Regions from separate parts of the Homo sapiens genome. Here region 1 is linked to region 2. A link is an interaction called in ENCODE POLR2A ChIA-PET data of the cell type or tissue named here. Cell type or tissue: IMR-90. All regions are shown on one strand. Each heading gives the region's core, and the rest is flanking DNA. Links, peaks and the distances in the headings are about the cores only.

Evidence for each region. ChIA-PET counts read pairs that join two places held together with the same protein. Peaks named below come from ENCODE experiments on the same cell type or tissue, not always from the same donor. Only the 100,000 strongest peaks of a DNase experiment are listed, where the experiment ranks them.
Region 1: POLR2A ChIA-PET joins it to region 2 with 10 read pairs; 2 of 35 experiments call an interaction of 5 or more read pairs at or near these places.

Annotation. Positions count from the first base shown.
Region 1 is chr4:54,082,251-54,090,589 of GRCh38, reverse strand. It overlaps a transcript of CHIC2 not described here and the pseudogene MORF4L2P1. Among named protein-coding and RNA genes, the nearest start is that of GSX2, 14 kb to the left of the region's middle. In IMR-90, for the core only: no CTCF peak of the experiment used is centred there; a DNase peak (open chromatin) is centred at 5,089; H3K27ac peaks cover 501 bases.
Region 2 is chr4:53,710,734-53,719,072 of GRCh38, reverse strand. LOC100506444 (a long non-coding RNA gene) reads right to left here. Exons shown (of 3, transcript NR_125918.1): 2 at 2,066-2,241. Among named protein-coding and RNA genes, the nearest start is that of LNX1-AS2, 120 kb to the right of the region's middle. RefSeq lists an enhancer at 1-344. In IMR-90, for the core only: no CTCF peak of the experiment used is centred there; DNase peaks (open chromatin) are centred at 1,942 and 4,302; H3K27ac peaks cover 1,129 bases.

The DNA of each region.
Region 1 (8,339 bases), core at 158-8,157, 370 kb before region 2:
TGTGATGACGTTCCCTGAGTCTGATGGAATGTTGTGGGGAAAGAGGGAGGATGCGTTTGTGAGCTACAAAATTTAAGGGATTATTTCTGGATTTAGGTTAAATTAGGCCGGTTGTGGTGGCTCATGTCAATAATCCTAGCACTTTGGCAGGCCGAGGCAGGCAGATTACTTGAGGCTAGAAGTTCGAGACCAGCCTGGCCAATATAGTGAAACCCCATCTCTACTAAAAATACAAAAATTAGCCAGCGTGGTGGTACACGCCTGTAGCCGCAGCTACTTGGGAGGCTGAGACAGGAGAATTCTTGAACCTGAGAGGTGGAGGTTGCAGTGAGCCGAGATTGCACCACTGCACTTCAGCCTGGGCCATAGAGCAAAACTTCATCTAAAAAATATATATATATAAAATAAAATAATTAAATTGTGTATAATTTATACAGATTGAGTATCCTTCATTAGAAATGCTTGGGACCAGATGTGTCTGAAGATTTTGGATTTTTTATGGTTTTGGAACATTTGCATGTATATAATGAGATATCTTGGAAGAGGACCCTAGTCTAAACACAAAATTCATTTATATTTCACATACAGCTTATTCAGTGTACATAGCCTAAAAGTTTTTTATACAATATTTTAAATGATTTTTTGCATGAAGCAATATGTTTTAAGTACTTCTGTGTGGAATTTTCCACTTGTGATGTCATGTTGGTGCTCAATAAGTTGCAAATTTTCAATATTCAGCCTGTATTACATTCTCCTCTAGCATCAGGCTAGTGTTATAGTATCAGATACTCCATCTTCATCCTTTACTATGACTTCTTTTCTTCCACCAATGTTATCAAAAGTACTGTTACCAAGGGAAATAAAAATGCAGCAAGAACCTATAGGAGCTGAATATTCTTTTAGGCAGCTTTGGAAGCATTTTTAGTCCTGTTAAAATGGAAGGGAATATTTTCACAGTGGCACAAAATGAATGCTGTAATTTAACCTTGTGAGCAAAATTTCTGATTAAATACAACATAGGAAATATGTTTCCTGATTAGCCATGTACCTCCCTGGAACAAGGTATTGTATAAACAATTGCAAGACATACTTATTTTTATTTTAGAGAAGCTGACTTATTAAAAACATTTTTTGATATTTTGATCAAATATTTTGATCACTATATATGTGTGTGTATATATATATATATATATATATGGAATGTGGTGGTGGGATCATAGCTCACTGTAGCCTTGAACTCCTAGGCTCAAGCTGATCACAATATAATTTTGTTTAAAACCAAAATTTTTAAAGATTGGATTTCATTATTGAGATGTTTTCCCAAGGAAAAAAAATCAAAAAGAAGGCTTGAAAGATTGGAGAACCGATTGCAGATCTAGGTTCTTGAATTTAACAGCAAGAAAGGAATTCTGTCCTTATGTAACTGACCTATCTCATGTTATAAGTAGGGAGACTGAGGTCTCAAGGGATGAAATGGTCTTAGTGGTCAGTCTCTCCTACAGTCACCAAATAGGACCATATCAGCTTTGTTCCTCTACCTACAGTTTTATACACTTGCAGGAAGATGCCCTGGAAACTAGGAGAAGAGAAGGTACAGGAGTTCCAGGTTCCTGCATTACCCTCAGGTCTCTGTTGCTGGCACCTCCATCTTCTGGTGGCTCTTGCCCAAATCCTTTGAATCTTCTGTGACTCCTCTCTTGCTCTTTCTCTAATCCTGTACATTTAACCCATCATGAAGTCCTGAAGGCTTTAACTTCAAATGTAACTGGAAACTGACCACTTCTTAACACTCCAACTACTATCGCACGGGTCCAAGCCATCACCACTGCATAGGGATGACTGGGTTCATTCTTCCTATACTTGCCTCTACAATCTGTTCTCAACAGAGCAGCCAGAAGGATCGTTTTGAAATAGAAGTCTGATCAGGTCAGACCAAGAACAAAAGGCCCTCCATGATGCCACCATGGCTGTCTCTGACCACTCCAACCACTGGCCTACTTGCTCCCTCTGTTTTCCTTGCTGGTCTGGCCCTCTCTAGCCTTCCCCTCTGTTGAGAACTCTTCCCCTACAAGCTCACACGTCTTACTTCCTCACCTTTAGGTCTTTCCTCCAAAGACACTTTCTTACTGTCTTTTTTCTTTTTTGCTTTGAAATTTAGAAACAAATTTTATTTAAGATCTGAAATGTAATTCCTAAAATATCAACTTTTTCAGAAAACTGTGGCTTACACAATAATGCATTGCCTCTATCACGTTACAACATGCATTAGACTCAAATGCAAAAACCATGAAACAAACGACCACCCTTCAACAATTTGCGCAAAGACAGAATGCCTAAGGAACAACATAGACGGATTTGCAGAGGATGGGCTGTTTTACTTCAAGCATCATTAAAAAAAAGAGAACAAATGCATGGGTTTTTGGGTATATATATCAAATTGAATGTTTGGCACTAGGAGTCAGGGCATTTTGTCATGTAGCATTAACACATATTAGAAAATTGTGTAGTGTCAAAGGGGTAGAACCACCAGCATTCAAGCAATGTTGTCAACTAGGCAATAAAATGTTCCACTGAATATTTCTTCTTTGTTCTAATTACTGCATACCCTGGTAGCAACTTTGAAATGAGAAAAGGAGCTTACACTCCTTTTATTTTCTGTTTAAAACAGAACAGAAAACAAACTGAAACATAAGCCCTGTTTTACATTAACAATGTTAAAGAATATCCATTTTACAAGAAAAAGACTAAGAACAAAAAGTGTTTCCAGATCTCAGGGAAATAACAGTGAATGGTCTGTAGACCAGCACAGGGCTTTGTGGTGGTACTTAGCAGAAGCTACTTTGTAATCACCGCCAGTAAAAAGAGATGCAGAATTCTTTGCCAGATATTTTAGGAAATCATGCAAATGGCCCAACAATAACGCAAGGCTCTTCTCATCAAGGGATATATAGGCCAACATTTCTCCTATTCTTACAAATAACCTCAGTAGGTGTGTGCCCCTTAAACCTGGGACACAGGAGCATCAGGGTGAGCCAAGAGGATTTCTGCATACAGGGGCCTCTCAAATTTGTAGAGCAGCTGAGTGCCTAACATCACGTCGAAATATTCTTTTATTCTTGTCACAATTTCATTAACTGCCTATGCCTTATTATCGACGTTTCCCTGCGATGTTTTACAATTTGCATACTCCTTTAGAATTGCATCTACATTTTGCTTAGCAGGGAGTTAAAACAGCTGCTTCTGCTTGGTAACTAAGTTCCAGTCCCCAGCAAGCCATGGTTTCGATTCTTCAGGCATCTTCACTTTAACTTCCATTCTGTTCTTAAATGCGTCCTCGCTTTCAACAGTGAGGTCTGCCCAGGCTCTTTCCTTCCCTGGGGTCTGAGGTGCTTTGCTGGTACTGCCCCCATATCTGTTTCCAGGAGTCCTCTGTTTGTTCTTTCTGGTCTTCCTCACGGATCCTGAAGCTAAGAAGTTCTCTGCAGAGCGACCCCACATCTTCCTGAGAGAGGTGGTTCAAGATTTTTCTGCTGTGGACCAGCTGCCTTCTTTCCTGAGGAGGCCCCTCTCATCTCTGCATGTTGCTTCTAGTTGGTTTTTTGAAGTTGTCTTCTTCTGCAGATTGTTGTCCATGAGATTGAGAACCCGGCTTTCTGGAACTCATTCAACCCTTTTTATTCCAACCAACAATCTTTCTTCTTTCCAAGAACTCCTAGGGATTTCCCAAAAGGACTCTTATAGATCTTGCAGGATGGTCTAGGAGGATACAGTGGGAGATACAATCCAAGATTCTGTAATCAGAGGTTTCTACAATCAGGATCAGATCTCCTGAGCCTTACTGTACAGCAAACTTAGCTTTTCTGAATGGTGACCTGAAATGAGAATCCAGATCTTTCTAGCTGCCGCTTTCTCACTCTTTTTAAAATATCAAAGCTGCTACTGTGCCTTCTGCACTCCCAATCCCTTTTCCATGCTCTATTTTTTTCTCCCATAGCAGTCATCACTTTCCAACTATATGCTACATAATATCTTCTGTTTATGTTTATCGTCTGAATCTCCCTGCTAGAATGGAAGCTCCTGCAGGATATTTATGTCTACTGGGTTCATTGAGAACAACCACCCTATGAGAAGAGGGCCATTATTATTTCAAAGAGAGGGTGAATTTACATCCAGGACCTCCTAAACCAAACCCCAAACTCAATGGTGCAGTAAAAGGGTGAGGTTGGGATGGAGATGAAATGGATTTGCACTGATTTCAATGCATCATCTTATTACTATCATCATCTGTCTCATAATCTTCTCCATGCCCCTCTGCTTGAGGGCAGAGCCCAAAACTTGTGTATGACCAGCATTTTGCAAGCTGGTTGCACATGAATCAAAGGCCTAGTGGAAGCTTCAAAATGAATGAGATCTAAGCTATCTTGTTTACATGCTTTCCTAAGCATATAAAGCAGAACCTGGCAGAGGAGATGCTCAATAATTTATGAAGGATTGAAAGAAGAATGTCAGTGTTCTAGGTGGATGCTTCCTCACCATTCTATTTTACCTGTATACAGGACTGCAGTTTATAAAGACTCTAACCAGTTATGTCCTTGGGTTAGCACAATTATTTAAGCTAGATAGGACTTTTTGTTTTTTTTTTAACTGTTATTTCCACAATAAGATATTGAGAGGTTAAACGACTTGCCAAAATCAGATCCTGGATTTAGACTTGCAATCAAAGTATCATTTTGTTTTTGGTGGGAGACAAGTTCCCTTTCCAGACCTCCTGGCTAAATGAGGAAAACTAATAAGTTACTGGATTTACTGTGGATGCTTCTAAATCCAGTGGCCCTGAGATTAGGGCTAAGGTTCTCCCTCCACTGTCGGCCTGTGGAATTCTTTAGCTGCTCACATCACAGCTACATGAACAGTTTTTGGGAAACACACCATAATGGCCACATCCTCTTGTTTTTATAATTTACACAGGGTTGAAAACAAGAGATATTGTCTTGTTGTTAGCTAGAGCTCATTTGGAGTCTGCCCTGAGTCTCTGGACTTGGCTCGATGCCCTTCCTCATCTGACTGCTCTGGGCAAACCAACTACTGTCTTAGTCATTGTATTACTCTGTTTGGATTCTCTGTCAGTCCATCAGATTTAGCTGATGAGCTCATTGACTGAAAATTGATTGAGCAAGACAGTGTCCCTAATTCTGTATGCATACACAGCACCATTGTCTTCCACAGATACTTCGTAATAATTGGCATCCCCCTACGAGATCATTGGTATCTCAATAATTAAAATCAATAGCTGTTGTTAAGGCAAGAATTTATCATAGTAACCTACAAAAGTGGTAAAAAGGTAATATAATTCAGAAGATAGATGTAAATATAAAATTACCAATTCTGAACAGGTTTTTAAAGATAATACTTGTTCCTTAAGGACATTCATATTTAATAAAATAAATGAGTTATTTCTTTATCATTTGAATGACATAAATTGTTACTTTTTTATGTGAGTGGGGAAAATATAGCACTTTAACATTTTGAGATAAGGAGTAGAACACTTTATTTATATCAATTCAGTGTTTAGCTTTTCACAGATTTTGTCTCTATGCTACCTGTTTGATTTTTTTTTTTTTTTTTTTTTTGAGACAGAGCAAGGCTGTGTCTCCCAGGCTGGAGTTTAGTGGTGAAACCTTGGCTCATTGCAACCTTCGCCTCCTGAGTTCAAGTGGTTCTCATGTGTCAGCCTCCCGAGTAGCTGAGATTGCAGGTATACACCACCACGCCTGACTAATTTTTTATACTTTTTTGAGTATACTCTAATTTTTTGCTTTCTGGGGTTTTACCATGTTGGCCAGGTTGGTCTCAAACTCCTGGCCTCAAGTGACCTGTCTGCCCTGGCCTCCCAACGTACTGGGATTACAGGTGTAAGCCACTGTGCTTAGCCTGTTAGAATTTAATAGGTCTCAGTTATACACTATTTCACTATTCTGGGTGCTCTAAAGCATCAGTGACAATAATTATGAATGTAGAAGGTGCATTGGTAGCCAAAGTTAACTATGTCATTGCTGTCCTTGAGAGGGGTTTTTACCTGTGTTTTCTTTTTTTTTTGTAATTTTTCTGAGATCAGACAAGTTAGTTAGATTCCAAACAATATGGGCCTAATATAATCACAATTCCATTTAAATTGGCCAAAGAATGACCCTTATCCAGACAGGACTCTTAGTGTACTTAGCTGTCAACAAAATATAAAACTTATCAGAATAATGGCTACTTTTAAATATAAGGCCTGCATCATATTGTTAGAGGAACTTCTGGAAATAGGAGACAGTTGCTATTAAAATTCAATTTAGTTTAATTCACCATTATTTACTGAGTGCCTACATATGTTAGGTACTAGGGCTACAAAGATGACTAGACCCCGGGCTGGGCACAGTGGCTCACCTAACCATAGCCATCAATGAATTCAAGTAAGTGTGTGATAGTGGCATGCAACAACTGTGGAACCATGGAGGAGAGATCTGTTCTTTCTTCCTGCTGGCATCATGGACTCTGAGACTGAGGCTTGAACTATTTCTAGGAGATGCTCAGAGTAAAAACAACAGCAGGAGAAGAGACTTCTAGGCCAAAGTTTCAAGAGTGAGCACAGGCCCAGAGGATGGATATGCATTAAGCTGCATGCAGGAGACAGAAGCAGGAAGGGCTGCTTAGTGGCAGAAAGCAAAGAGTGTGAGTGGCAGGTGAAGAAGTATGAAGGCCTCTGTAGTAAGATGAATGGTCTTTGAAGGATGCTAAGCAGAAAATTGAAATGATTATATTGTAATCATTGTAAAGGATGGGATTGGAAGAGAGAGAAACCAGAGACAGTTAGTGTCCAGTACCAAAGTCCAGACTTGAAATGATAAGTGTCACATTAATCAGTAGTGGTGGGAATGGAGAGGAGAGAATAAATTCAAGAGTAATTTGGAAGGTAGCACCAATGAGCCTTGGTTACTAATTAGATAGGACAGGGGTACAGAAAGACAAATGGGTCAGTGGGGACTTGGGTTTCTAGCTCAGGTGTCTGTATTGAATATGATTGTGTTAACAAATATAGTGGTTACAGATGAAAGATAAGCAGTTTTTTGTTGTTTCAGATGAGACTGTAGATAGAGTGAATGGAACAGAAAAAAGATAAATTGGTTGTAAACATTTTGAGTTTTAAGTGCTATAAGAATAGCCAAGAGGAAATTTTTGATGTAGAGTAGCAGTTGGAAATATGGATCTGAATTTAACAGAAATTGAGATTGGAGTTGGGCGTGGTGGCTCATGCCTGTAATCCCAGCACTTTGGGAGGCTGAGGTGGGTGGATCACCTGAGGTCAGGAGTTCGAGACCAGCCTGACCAACATAGTGAAACCCCGTCTCTACTAAAAATACAAAATTAGCTGGGTGAGGTGGCACATCCCTGTAATCCCAGCTACTTGGCTGGCTGAGGCAGGAGAATCGCTTAAACCCGGGAGGCAGAGGTTGCAGTGAGCCGAGATCACTCCAGCCTGGGCAATAGAGCAAGACTCAGTCTCAAAAAAAAAAAAAAAAAAAAAAAAAGAAAGAAAGAAAAAAGAAAGTGAGAGTAGAAATAAAAATGGCATCAGCCTATATTATTTAAAGCATATATAATATTTGAAGCAATATGATGAGATGAAATTACCCAGGGTTGGTGTCATGGTTAGGATGGTGGTCAGGAAAGTCATTGTTTTGGTGTAGTACTTAGAGTAGTTTGAATATATTATGTGATATATTTGTTGGATGCTGAGTCTCTTCTACAGTCTCACTTCCCTCCTCTAAGGACTTGTATAATCTTTTGGTGAGTCTATCTAGGGATAATCCAGTACTTACTATTTGACAGTGGAACTGGAATACACCTGGGAAACCAAATTAAGGTTGTAAGACAGGTTGGTGTAAATATGGGATTGGATTTAGAAACGACTGGTATGAATATGAGATTAGAGTTACAAATAGCCCTGACCACCAGATGACTTGAAAAGGTGGCTGAGTACTCTTTCCTCATCCCTCTCATCTAATAGAAATAGAGTGGAGTAGGGAAATCCTGATGGAGGGTTCAGACACCCTGCCTTCTTTTCTTTCCAAAAGACTTTCTTTTCCATGTAGACCGTAGATGTTTTCTGACTGAGTCAACTTTATATCCACAAGGTCTGTTGACATTTAACATGCCAAAGATCCATACAGTGGAGCAGCCAGATGTTTAGGGCCTGGTCCTGGCTTATTGCCATGAGCATTGCTCAGATTCCCAGTCTGAGTCAGAATCCTGAGTGACAGATCACAGGATGTTTGTGTTTCCTGAAGGACTTAAAG
Region 2 (8,339 bases), core at 262-8,261:
CTCTGCTTGATACAAATGGGAGCAATTGAAGGCTCTTTGTCTTAGTCCATTTGGCTGCTATAACAAAATACCTTATACTGAGTGGCTTATAAATAACATAAACTTATTGCCCCAAGTTCTGGAGGCTAAGTCCAAGATCAAGATGCTAGCAGATTTAGTGTCTGGTCAGGGCCTATTCCTTATAGATAACGCCTTCTATGTGTCCTCACGTAGCAGAAGGGGCAAATAAGCTCCCTCAGTTTTCTTTTTATAAGGCAATAATCCCATTCATGAGGGCTCTAACCTCATGACTTAATCATTTCCCCAAAAGCCCCACTTCATAACAGTATCTCATTGGAGATTAGGTTTAAATGTATAAATTTTTCAGGGGCACACATATTCAAACCACAGCACATTATGTGTAAAATGTGTTGAAGATGAAAATTCTTTAGGCAGAAAGCTCATTGGAAGTGGCTGAGGAGACAAAGAATGAGAGTCTGGTTTAGAATTTAGGCAACAAGAAAGGAGATGGGCCTCTTCCAACAAACATTTTCCTCTTCTTTCTTTCTTTCTTTCTTTCTTTTTTTTTTTTTTTTTTTTTTGAGACGGTATCTCGCTCTGTCATCCAGGCTGGAGTGCAGTGGCAGGATCTCAGCTCACTGCAACCTCTGCCTTCTAGGTTCAAGCCATTCTCCTGCCTGCCTCAGCCTCCCAAGTAGCTGAGATTACAGGTGCTCGCCACCATGCCTGGCTAATTTTTGTATTTTTAGTAGAGGCAGGGTTTCACCATGTTGGCCAGCCTGGTCCTGAACTCCTGACCTCAGGTAATCCACAGTGGCCTCTCACAGTGCTGGGATTACAGGTGTGAGCCATTGCACCCAGCCTCCTCTTTTTTCTTAGTAACTGAACTGCAATGTGTTAGGCTGGAAAAGAAAACTACATTTGCCAGCCTTTCTTATAGCTAAGTTTGGTCATGTAAATAAATAATTCTGTCCAATGTGATGGCGAAAGATTGTAGGATGGGGCTTCAGGAAAAGTTTTTAAAACAGATATGCCTTTTTGTTCTTCCATCCTTCTGTTTTTATCATTCTGAGATGTGGACAAAATGGCTGAAACTTCAGCAATTATCTTAAGCCAAAAGTTGAAGATGATTTTTTAAAAAGTAAGATGGAGGGACTAGGGGTCTCTAAGGTGCACAGGGCACCATTTCAGCCCTGAGTGGCCTGCTTGCCTCAGGATTTCTACTTGAAAGAAAAAATTGGTTTTATGTGTTTACACATAAAACCTGATACATTCTGACTTTTCTGTTACATGCAGTCAAACCCAACCCTCACTGAGAAAGCAACTAATTAAATGCAGAGAGCAGGAAGATAATAGGAGCCCAGGTTTGGGTGTACAATATTGGAAAGACAGGCATAGCAAGAATCTAGACGCACATCAGCAGGGTCAAGAATGTAGGTGCCAAGGATCTATTGAGTGTTCACCACATCCCAGGTGCTGTTCTAAGGGCTTTGTATGTGTTAACTCATTGAAATCTAACAACCAGTCTATGATCTTCATACTAGTCTATAACCATTTTACAGATGGGAAAACTAAGGCACAGGGAGACTAAGTGCCTTACTCAGATCTCCAGCTAGCAAGTGGTAGAACCATGAGTCATCCAACTGCTCTGTCCCAGAGCTGGTACTTGTAACTTCCACCCTGTGCTGCCTTTATGCGCTGTCTGTCCCCACCATCTCTACCACACTTCCACTCTCTCTCTCACTTGCAGCCTCTAGCCACAGTGCTTCCTTCTGCCCTGAAAATGCAAAGGCTTTTCCTGCCTCAAGGCCTTTGTCCTAATGAATTCTCTATCAAGAAGGCTCTTCCTCCAGATTGTTATGTGGCTTGCTCCTTTTCCTAATGCTGACCTTAACTCAACTATCGCCTCCTCAAACAGACCTCTGACTCAGCAGTTGGGGGACTCTTGCAATGCATGTTTCTTGCGCAGAATTATAACCTGTGTTCACATTCTCAGACGTCTATGGTTATGTTTCCACATTTAAGCTAAACAGAAGGCTCTATTTAAAGAAACAAAAATAAAAACCTGGAACTGTCGCTGCCAGACAGTCATCCATGTCCTCAAGAAATTCTCTGACAAGTCGGGAGGCATAGGAGAAGAACCACATGTATAGTGCAGGATCAGCGCTCTTCAGGAGGTCCTGGAGTGAGACGCACAGCAAGGGCAGAAAGAGCCACTTCACTACAGGCCACTGCAAACAGCTGAGAGTGGAAGTATCAGAGACTGTTAGTTGTCCTCAGTTTATTTTATCCACTGTTTCCTTGAGAATAGGATCCCCAATTTGTTTTTGGACAAATGGTTGACAAAAACAATAACTACATTTCCCAATCTCTTTTGCAACAGATGTGTCCATGTGACCAAGTTACATGGAAACGAAATGGGAGTTCCTAAGTGGAACTTCTTGGACACCATCAAAAAGGGAAGGGCATGACTTTCTTTGGTCCTCCCTTTGTTCCACGGGTTAACATGGGGATCTGAGAGCTCAATTTCCAGCAGCCACCCCAGCCAATGACACAGAAGCTACATGGCTAAGGAAGTGGAAAAATAATCTAGAAAGAACTTGGATTCTGGATGACTGAATGATACCACCCATATGTAAAGGAAAAGAATCAGCTTTCTAGTAGTTTATGCCACTGTTATTTTCATTTTTCTGTCACTTGTAACCAAGTCTACTCCTGATCCAGAGAGTGTTATATAATAAATGAGGCTGGAAGGATAAAACCAAATCAGTGAAGTCATTATAAGGAATCTTAGGAAACTTGAACTTCATCCTGAAGTAATGAAAAGAGAGTGAACATTTTTTAGTAGTGAATGAACAGGATTGCTTACACTTTTTTTTTTTTTTTTTGAAAAATCACTGTTGGGAATGAAAGCATTCTTGGGAAGTGAACTGGAGGGGGCAAGACTGGAGGCAGAGATGCCAATTAAGAGGCTGCTATAAGTAGCACTGCAAAATGGCACACTCTGAACTGCAATCATGGATGCAGAGCTAGAGAAGGTGGATTGCAGGGAAATAGAAGGAGTGGAATCTCTAGAACTTGATTTATCCATGTGCTGGCTGAGAAAACGGGAGCATTGGAATAACTTTCAAGTTTCTGATTTGGGCAGCTGCATCACTCATGAGTGAAAGGCATTAGGAGGAGCAGTTTACTAGGCTTCCAAAAAAAGACCTCCTCTAAGAATAGGGAAACTAAGCAGTAGAAGATTTTAGAAGTAGGATATTAACCCAGTTTCCAATTGCAAGACCATCTGTCAGGTTTTTGATGTAGTCAAAAGCAAGAACCAAACAGATCTGATTCAAAGTTTAGATAAACCATGCCCTTACTTGACCTTGGGCCCAGTTATTTAACCTTCTAGACCATCAGTTTCTTCATCTCTAAAATGGATACAATCACACTAATATCATTGGGCTTTATGGAAAATAATGAAATTCCCAGCTGAGTGCAAGAACATAGTAAATGGACAATACGTGTAGCTGTTGTTATTTACTGCTTGTTAAGTGTTCAGGTCATCTATATGGGAGCATTTTCTCTTCTCCTGCTTAGTCTCTCAAAGATTCTTAGTACAGAGCACAACATGTACTACCTTCACTCTCAACTAAGTCCCATTGGAGAGTACATTCTCCATAAAAACAAAGGTAATTAAAGAGTCCAGTGTGTGCACGCTAGCCCAAGGAAAACTTACTCAAATTGACTTTCACTTTGATTCTCTGCCTGCCCTGAGATCTCCCTCAGCTTCTCCTTCTGGGTATCTACTCCGCCTAGCAGCTCCAGCAAAGAATTTTAAAAATAAAATGTTCTTGATCAATATCTTGATAAATTTCTTAAAGTCTTAATGTGGTGGACAAACAATTCCTTTTTTAATAAGCCTTTTTTTCTTTGAAAGAATCTCAATTGACATGATTGAACCAAAAGAAAATCGGCATGACATATATAATATTAAGCAGCTATAAATCTGGAAGAGATTCAAAACCCAGACAGAAGGCTTTGATTTTTTTAAAGCACATTTAATCATGTTTTAAAGCAAAATGAAAAACCACAAATCTGTTTAGACATTCCAAACATGAAGAAATAATATTTTTATCAAAATCTTGTAACCTTACTCACACCAAAAGAAATTGTTCCTAAGCAGCGCTGACAACTCTGTCTGAGATGTGAATCTGAAAACACGTTTTTAAAATTATACTTTGGAAGCTTTGAATATGCTCAATGAAATTCCAGAATTAATCCACTCCAGTTTTGCAGTAGGCACTGACTCATCTACATCTCCTTCCCTCTTCCCTTTTAGCAAAGCTACCCTACTCATTCCCCCAACACATACACACACACACACGTGCACACACACACACACACACCTTCAGTTAGAACCAATGGCTATGATACATCAAAAGAGTCACAGTTAATCCAATAGACTCTTTTTTTCTGTTCCTTGCCTCGGTTTTTTCACTTTAAATGGAGGAAAACATCTCACTTATCACCTGGAACATCTGCCAAATGAACCAAGATGCAGAGAAGCTCTGATTTAGGCATGGTAGGCTGGCTCTTCATGCTCATAAATCCAGGCTGTTTAGCAGTCCCTCGTAGAATGCCAAGAGAACTGCATGTTACTGATCCCCACAAATGCCAAAATTGCAATGGGTTGACATTTACTGTGCAGTCATCATATAACAAATGATTTACCTAGAAAGAGACACAGTCTTCCAGTGAGATGACAGTTAATCCTTCTTCCAGGCTTGGAGAGGTAGAGAGATTCCAGGAAACAAATTAGCTTTAAAAAGTCTCTGGTTTTAGCTGCATCGTACATAGTTCTTTTTTAAATATAACTTTTTAAAAGATATAATTCACATATATAAAACACATTCTTTAAAAGTGTACAATTCAGTGGTTTTTAGTGTATTCACAAATTTGTACAACCATCACTGTTATCTATTTCCAGAACATTGCAATCACTCCTAAAAGAAACACCATAACCACTAGCAGTCACTCCCCATTCCCCTCCAACTCTCCAGCCTTAGGCAATTGCTAATCTATTTTCTGTCCCTAGAGATTTGCCTACTCTTGACATTCATATATAAGGGATTATACAACATGTGGCCTTTTGTGTCTGGCTTCTTTCACTTAACAATGTTTTTAAGATTGTAGATGGGAGTTTTTGCTGATATGTTGAATTTCTCTTCTGATAACACTAACAGTTATCATATTTGGAGTGCTTCTCAATGCTGAAGTGCTTTCCATGCATAATCTCACTCCATCCTCACAACAGTAGAACGAGACATATACAATTATATCCATTTTACAGACGGGGAATTGACGTTTATAGAGAAGTCAAGTAACTCATCCAAGGCCAAACAGCTAGTAAGTGATTGAGGAAGGATTTCAATCCAGGCCTGCTTGACTCCAAAGCTTGTGATGTTAACCTCCAGGATCCACTGCCAGCATTCTTAGAGATGAGTTCTGTTTTTGTTGCCCTTTCCAGGGTCTTCTTTAAAACAGGAAAAAGTGTATTCCTAAGATGCTTGAGAGTTAAGGCAATTCCCCAGGGGCTGGACTCGTATGCAATGGGTCAGTGAAATGCAGCATGGCCATGTCTGCAAGCTGAGGAGAAGTGAGTGGCAGCTAGAAATGTAAGGCCTCAAGAATTCCAAGATCTCTAAGGAGAATGACCCCAGAGCTGTAGCACCCAGCATACCGGATGGGCAAATAGAAAGCGTGGGGTGTCTGGCTGACACTTGGAATGCCACCGACATCCCTGTCTAGGTCACTCATTGATGGGCTAATACATCAGATTATTAATATAATAATTAATAAATCATTTTTTCACAAAAACTGGTCTTGACAAACATTGGAGAAATATAAGAGCCATGTTGCTCATCACTATACCCTCACAGCAAGGTTCAATCCTAATAATCTGGGCATGGGATTCAATGTGTTTCTAAAGACTCTTTGAGGAGTGACAAAACATCCAAGCAGAGATTCATTAAAAGCTGTTGATTTTTATGTTTCTCCCAGATGAAATGACATAAATTACAGCTAAGATGCACAGTTCAGTCTTTAATCTCGACCAACCACTTCTTTTAATGCCTACCCTGAAATTTCAAGAAGCCACATGGTCAAGGAGAAATCAGCTTCACTTCTCCTGATTTTCATCCTCCCAATCCCTCGAGGCCATTATCTCCACAAATTCGACGTGATTAGAAGTGGAATGCATGGATTGTGAAGAAGCAAAACAGAGCATCTGAGTAATTCTTCCTTAAAACACTGGACCCTGGATGCATTTTGGATGCAGGTGCAGAGGAAATGGTCTTTAAATGATGACAAATTTTTAGGCACATGGTTAAAATGAAGCCAACCAACCTCAAATGCTCAGATTTTCATCCCACTGTGATTTTGAACTTGAGTTAAAGGGAGGCCTGTTCATCAGCCTGGCTCTCACCGTCTTTCCTGCTGTTTCTGGCAGCAGTAGCCTTTGTCTCAGGCTGAGCCCGGCTTTTCTGTGACCTTCACTATCACAGAAGTAAGCACAGTGCTTACTCAGTGCCGGAGTCAGACGAAAGCACACCTGAAACCCCACTCTGCTGAATTCAAGGTGTGAGGCAAATTACTTAACCTCTCTAAGCCTGTGTTTCCTCACTTGTTAAATGGGAATGTGAGTACCAACCTCTTATGGATCCTATGAGGATTCAGTAAAATTTCCATGTAAAATTTTCTTAAATTTGATTTAACAACAACTTTTTATAGGCTTCTCTTAAATGCTATAGAAACAAAAAATATTTATAGCTGAAAAAAAAAACAAAGCACTTGGCAGAGTGTTTGGCATGTAGTAAGTCCCAGTAAACATTAGCTATTGTTTTTACAAATTTCTCTCAGATCTTTGGAGGCACATTCCGGCAAGAGGTTGCACAGTCTTTATTTTAGTGTCCAGAAGACACACATGATTCAGAGAGGTTGGGAGGGAGTGAAAATGTGAGCTCTCTCTAGTGGGTGCTTTCTGGTACGAGCACTCTATCTGAAGGGAAAACCTTTCCAAAGGCTTAGAAATTGAAATGTTTTTGTGCTTAGCTCAGATCACCTCCTCTTGGGGGCAGAAAAGATGAGAAGGCCCAAATGAAGAGTCCAAACAATGGAAGGTGCAGTGGCAAGAGGCAACAACGACAAAGGCCAACACTGCTCAGGAGAGCAGGGGTCCAGAGGGTAGGAGCGGGAAGTGGGGATCCACGCCACAGGGGGATGGCAGAGCAGAGACAGCCATGGCCACAGCTAGCCACACAGCTGCTGGGAGCCAGTTAGGACCAGCAGGCTTTCTCTCAGGCAGCACATCCCTCACCAGGACCCATGAATTAATGAGTGGAGCACAGGCTGGATTTCAGTTCAGCTCCTCAAATGGGTCCTTGAGCAGGACTCAGACTTCACAGCCTTCAGCAGTGACCCTGGGCTGGGGGTGGGTGTCTGAATTTGGATATAACCCAAGAGTCCAGAACCAAGAAGTTGAGAGCAAGGAAGCTGATATCTGTGGAGGGCAGGAGAGGAATGAGGGAGGATCTTAGCAAAATGTTTCTCTATATTTTGCCACATCTGTGAACCACTATAATGGGTTAGCTTCTTCAGAAATGGAAGCTGAAATGAAGGTTGGGATATAGGATGTTCATTAGGGACTAGCACTGCAGAGGAAACAGGAAGGAAGTAGGATTGAGCAGAAGGAGAAATCAAACTGCTGTGCAGGCCTGACAAAGCCTCAGCCAATATAATGAGATGGAATGGGGGTCTGGAGCAAGAGGAAGGATTGGGACCCCATTAGAGGTTCCACCATCAGAGAAGGACATGGCCTCGGGCAGGGTGGCTCTCTGCAGTTGAGGTGGACCCTGAAGGAGCTTCCAGCCGGAGGCAGTCTGCTGACCACATTCCCCATGGCTTCAGCAAGGCCCTCCTTGAAAGGAGATCCGGGTGGCACATCTCCATGTGCCACCAAAAGCACCTCGACATCTATTCATGGTCAGTTCTCATTATTCACACTAGTTATATTCTATAACATCTCTGCAAATACTGAATTAGCAAATACTGAACCATTGCTCCCAGGTGAAATACAGGGTTAGATACCTGTGAGCCTCTGGTCATAACATTTTCATCAGTCAGTCAATACATGACCTTCTTTATATGTGTTTCCATTTAAAGACACCTTATTTAATACATATTGTTGACTCAGTGGCATTGAACTCATGACCAATATCACACTGTAACTATGCCTGAAGGAAGAGTGTCTAATACATGTAGGTTCTCCCTAAGGCACATCACAGCTTTCCTGC